Linked DNA regions of Homo sapiens: region 1 is linked to region 2. Evidence: read pairs that join two places in POLR2A ChIA-PET (ENCODE). Cell type or tissue: PC-3. All regions are shown on one strand. Each heading gives the region's core, and the rest is flanking DNA. Links, peaks and the distances in the headings are about the cores only.

Region 1 (2,919 bases), core at 160-2,659, 72 kb after region 2:
CGACTCACTGCAACCTCTGCCTTCCGGGTTCAAGCGATTTTTCTCCTGCCTCAGCCTCCCCAGTAGATGGGATTACAGGGGCACACCACCACACCTGGCTCATTTTTGTATTTTTAGTAGAGACGGGGTTTCACCATGTTGTCCAGGCTGGTCTTGAACTCCTGGTCTCAGGTGATCCGCCTGCCTCGGCCTCCCAAAATGCTAGGGTTTCAGGCGTGTAAATAAATTTTTAAAAAATCAGTAGAAACGTCAGTGCAATATGTATTTATTTATTGCATGAGGGTGTGCCAGTTGCAGGCACACCCTGAAAAATCAAAGGCGCGTCCTGAAAAATTAAACATTCTACACGCCTCATCATTTTCACTCTTAACTTAAAAATGCCTTTTGTTGGAAAGAAAAGGGAGAAGGGCAAGGGCTAGAGATAAAATAATCTCGACCGCTCCTCTTTTGTAGTCTAAGCTCCCTCACCTTGAAAAGCTACAGGCTTCTAAGGGATGGAGGTCAAGAGCAGAGTTAAGGAAGTTCCCGGGGTAGGCCACTCCCCGCCTGATGATTTTCCAGTTCCAGCTGGTGTCGACGTCCCAGTTCATCTGTGCCCTTAACCACCGGAGAAACGTTTCCGGAGTCTCTCCAAAGAGCAAAAAAGGGGACGGGGATGGGGAGAGGGAGACGGGACGGGCTGGGCGGCAGCTGCGCGTCGCACACGGCGTGGGGGGGTGGGTGCAGTCGCGCCCCCAGCTCGGCCGCGCTCCAGCAGCAAAGCCGGATCCTCTGAGCCCGCGCAGGGACCAGGGGAGGGAAGCCTTGTTGTACCCTTGGGGTCCAGAAACCTAAACTAGGGGCTGCTGCAGGTGTAGACTCTGAGGCTGGTCCAGGCCCCTTTTCCGCCGACTTCCGGGAGGGCTGTGCAACAGGTGTGCCTGGCAGTCACGGGGCAGACGGGAGGAAGCCACGCTAGGACCTCGGCTCGCTCAGGGCTGTGCGGGAGCAGCTGCAGCCACGGGTAAGGGGGCGGCTTTCTCAGTCGCCTCCCTATGGGACTGGGGTGTGCCTGGCTAGTGGGGACGATGCTCCGCCCCATAATTGTGTTTGCGTCAGAGGGCGGGGCAAGGGCCCAATGGGCCGCGGGAAGCGACACCTGAAGTGGAACGGAAACTCGGCAAGGGGCCCCAGGCGGCCCAGCTGTACCCTGGCTCACACCAGAACCGTTCGAATGACAAGGGGTGTCCTGCCTGAAAACGCCTTGCGGGGCTCAGCTTCCCCTTAGCTACACTGCTTTACAGGTAGAGAGCGGCCCTGAATCCTGGGCAGAGTCTGGGCTCAGGAGCATGTGCCAGCATAGTGGGGCTATTAGAAGGGACGGTTAATACAGCCTGCAAGCTGTCATTTATCAGTAAGTATTCAATGAAGTCCGCCAGGAGCCCACGTCTATGCTAGGCCCTCTACAATACCAGCTTAGGAAAGATAGTGGCGGTATGTAGCGCGGTTCCTAAGACCATTAGCTCCAGTCAGGCTCCCCGACTTTAAATTCGGCCTCTACTGCTTCACATCTGTGGACTGTCAGCCACTTTCTTCATATATGTTCTTTCCATTGCCTCATTTCTGAAATTGTGTAAGTATTAAATGAGCTACAGAGTATTACACTGAAATTTGGCACATTGGGAGAATGTGAGATTTTTTGTTTGTTTTTCAACGAAATAGGAACATAAATGCAACGGACATGAATCATGAATAATTTCAATTCAGCTAGTTACTGAGCTGTACAGCATTAAGTAAACATTTTATCTTTATGGGCTTAGTTTTCTCATTTATAAAGAAGAAAGGAAAACTCCTATTTGTGAGGGAGGTCTGGGTTGTTAGGAAAGGTTTTTGAGCAGTAATTAATGTGTGTTAATGTAAAGTTCTTAGAGCAGTGCCTGGCACTACAGAAAGTACTCAGTGAAAGTTAGCGTTTATTATTTTAAATATTTGACAAAGTCCCTGCCTCTCCAAGCTGACTCTCTGGTTCCCATGTGGTTTCATTCATTCACTGTTATTTCTGGAAGTCTTGGCATGGCCACTTGCCAGTTGCAGGAACAGGCAGTCGTTGTTTCTTCCCGCTTATGACACTGAGATACATGGTTAGTACCAGTGACACTTAGAAGTGTCAGGCGGTTTGGGGGCTCCTTTCTTTCTTGAACTTTTCCTAAGAGCAAACCTTTCTCTTATTGCCACCCTGATGTTTACAATAGAAGGGTTTTGAGCAATGAACAAGCACAAGGAAATGAAAAACACATACAAAGGAAAATGAGTGGATTGCTGCAGTTGGATAGACAAGTGTAAAATACCTGGGTCTCACTGTACATGAAGCAGCCTTCAGATCTGTAAGGGAACTATTCTTACTGACTGAAAAGAGCAAAATAATACTGTACACTCATTGTTGAATTAACAAACACAGATTAAGTGGCTTGTCTTGGATAAGACAAACCAAGCTCTGGCCTTTGAGGTCTTAAAGTGCAGGTAGAGCGACTTTAAACATTTGTGAACTGGCCCTTGTGCACCTTTCCATCCTCATCTCTAAGGGTCTGTCCATCTTTGGCTCTGTAATTTCATAAATTTTCATTTCCCGAATAAGCCCAGTTTCCTGCAGCTTAGGACTTCTACTAGTGAGCTTCCCTCTGTCTATAATGCCCTACCACGCCCCTCATACATCCCTATGGCCTGGCTGATTCTAGACTTTTTTCAACTCTCCGCTCTGACTTTCCTGACAATGCCACCACTACTCCAACTAAATCAATGACTCCATATCCTTTTTATTGTACCATTATTTGTATTCATAGTGCTTAATGTATTTGTATATGTACAAATACATTTGTATTGTTATATATGTGTTATCCATAATATATTTATAATAAATTTAATTAATATAATGTGCTGGAA
Region 2 (2,919 bases), core at 164-2,663:
AATGAATACTGTATGCAAGTATAATACAATGTCAAGTATTTATGTATCTAAACATAGAAAGGGTACAGTAAAAATAATCTTATGGGACCACCATCATATATGTGATCTGTTGTTGTGGTGCATGACTGTATGGAGGCACCAGCATCTTGTGAGGGTCTTCTTACTGCATCATCCCATGGTGGAAAGTGGAAGGGCAAGACAGCAAGAGAGAGTGGAACTTGATTTCCTTACAAGCCTACTCTGGCAATAACAAACCCACTCCCAAGATAACGACATTAATCTATTCATGAAGGTAGAGTGCTTATAAACTAATCATATTTTATTAGGCTCCACCTCCCAACACTGTTGCATTGGAAATTAAGTTTCCAACACATGAACTTAGCTCACACATTCTAACCATAGCACCTGGCCTAGTTAAAGCTAAGTGGCACAAGAGTAAATTGAAATTCAAGCCTTTTCTGTCTTACATAAGAAAGATAACCTTAAAAGAGTCTTTTAACAAATTTCACTGAAGGATGTCAGTCTTCCTTTTTTCAGTGAATTAGAGACATCGGTGCAAAGAATATGAATTATTAATCATCTTAATTCAGCTAGTTAGCAAGCTGTATCACATTTATTAAAATCACTTTTATTTCTATGGGTTTAGTTTCACCATTTATTAGGAGGAAAGGAAGCAAATTTGTGAGGGAGCTCTGGGTTGTCAGGAAAGGCTTTTCAGAGTAGTAAAGCAATCAAATGAGAATAACTGATTCAGTATTTGTTTCCTTTGTCTCTTTGGTTTACTTTTTAGTTTTGTAGAACACTTGATCACTACCATCTCACTTGGTCCTAGTTGATGTATCATCTACATTTTTATTCAAGGTTTAATATAAAATGCTATAAAAGGCTATCCTAAACTGGTTTTAAGCATATTTGTTTTGTTTGTTCAGCATAAAATACACAAGAGGATTTTTATGGAATGGCTCCTTGTTACAAGGTACTTTGCATTTATAATCAGCCACAGTCACCTCAGTTTCATCCCGTATCTTACAAGTATGATGTGCTGTATACTCAAAGCCTCACCACCTGCTTGCCCCACCCATTTGCTTAAATGTATCAATTTTTTCTAAGCTTAACTTTTACCAAAACTGGAGTTCAACAGATGAATATTTTTCCTTCTTAGATGTTAACTAAACATTTTTAAAGGTACAAAATTTATGTACAAACATAACCCAAATGACATGGAAGTTACTTGATTTGTGACTTACCTCTGTAATGTTCCCCTGGCCTACTTGAAATTCCTACCTTTCCTCTAGTCTAGTATCTTATTCTCAGTTATTCGGAGGAAGTTAGGGACCTAGAATTCTTGTTTTCAGAGCAGTAGAATTTTGCTAACATAATTCAAAACATTTATCCCTATCTTGGGGCTTGAAGAGAATGTGAAATGCTTTATCTTCTGTTTTGAGGGAATGAGGGAAGGAGCTTGTTCTTAGGCAATTAACAAGTAAATTTAAATAAATAATCCAAATCTGGTGTGGGTAAACAAATTTTAGTTTTAGGAACTTTCAAAATTAAGTATGCTTCCCCTTTGGGTTCCAGATTTTACAGTAATACTTTTTGAAAGCAGTAAGATAAAAATTTCAGGACCTCAAGAGATGGGTCAAAAGAGTTTCACTGTAATATGAATTTTGAAGCCAGAACTGGAAATCCCCTGTGCTGTGTCTTCCTCTTCGTGGTAGTAGAGGTTACAGTTATCAAATAGTCCAGAGAAGCAATGGGAACTTATGATTTCTGATAGAAAAATTTTAACAGAGATGTACTTGTATGCAAATAATATATGATGCCTCAGTTTCCTCCAAAGTCTTAGTTAACAGAGTTAGAAAAAATCAGATTATATTTGAAGTTCTGTGTTCATACTGGAGTAATTATTATTCCAATGGTACAATATACAACATAACTTTATTACATTTTTTGGTACAGCATAAAGATGATTTTCCCTTTCTCTGAGTATTTCTGAAATTTAAAATGAAATAAGTGTGGTAGAAGCCATTATTTATGAATTATCATGCTAAATTAATTAACTCATTAATTCATTCAGGGCACACCCAGTTATTCCCCAAACTGAGTGATGTATTTCTGGGAATAGACTTATTAAGCTTGAGAAAACCCAAAGGATCATTATAACAGCAAACAGGAATGTAGGCATCCACATAGTGGATGACTTTAGTGACCTGGCACACAGTGCCTTATCTACTTGGCACATGTACAGGTACAAGGAACACTTAACATTTTGCACCAGAGCTTATTACATACCACTTTCAATGCTTGAGATATTATATAAATGCTAAAATTCTAAAACCTATAGTAAAGCAAAGACCCAGATTTTATACTGCAGTAGTTTTGCCAGTAAGTCTCATCCTCACTAACTTATCTTTTAAGATTAAAAATAATGTAACCAAGTGGGAAGAAAAAGAGCAAATATGAACAAATTGTCATTGTTTTAGAATCTGCTTCTTTTCCTTTCCGGTATTTCTGTGCAAGGAGAGAATGATCTCTGACCTTGTGAAAGGCAAATACCATGTGTATTCATGGTTGTTATTCATTTGGCAACGACTTGAAACTCATGACACTCCCTGCTGAAGATCCTCCACCTATTCTTAACAGCTGGGCTCCCCAGCTCCTGGATCACCAACCAGTACCAGTCTGTGGCCTGTTAGGAACTGGGCTTGTACAGCAGGAGCTGAGCAGCTGGAGAGTGAGCAAAGTTTCATCTGTATTGACAGCTGCTCCCCATCGCTCACATACATTACCACCTGAGCTCAACCTCCTGTCAGATCAGCAGTGGCATTAGATTCTCATAGGAGCAAGAACCCTATTGTGAACTGCATGTGTGAGGGATCTAGGTTGCGCACTCCTTATGAGAATCTAATGCCTGATGAT

Evidence for each region. Peaks named below come from ENCODE experiments on the same cell type or tissue, not always from the same donor. Only the 100,000 strongest peaks of a DNase experiment are listed, where the experiment ranks them.
Region 1: POLR2A ChIA-PET joins it to region 2 with 13 read pairs; 17 of 35 experiments call an interaction of 5 or more read pairs at or near these places.

Annotation. Positions count from the first base shown.
Region 1 is chr3:146,467,579-146,470,497 of GRCh38, reverse strand. It overlaps PLSCR2 (phospholipid scramblase 2), which reads left to right and starts at 937. Exons shown (of 8, transcript NM_001395437.1): 1 at 937-1,003. RefSeq lists an enhancer at 879-948. In PC-3, for the core only: no CTCF peak of the experiment used is centred there; no DNase peak of the experiment used is centred there; H3K4me3 peaks cover 2,435 bases; H3K27ac peaks cover 2,500 bases.
Region 2 is chr3:146,539,191-146,542,109 of GRCh38, reverse strand. The region is part of intron 1 of PLSCR1 (phospholipid scramblase 1); the gene reads left to right. Among named protein-coding and RNA genes, the nearest start is that of PLSCR1, 4.0 kb to the left of the region's middle. In PC-3, for the core only: no CTCF peak of the experiment used is centred there; no DNase peak of the experiment used is centred there; H3K4me3 peaks cover 712 bases.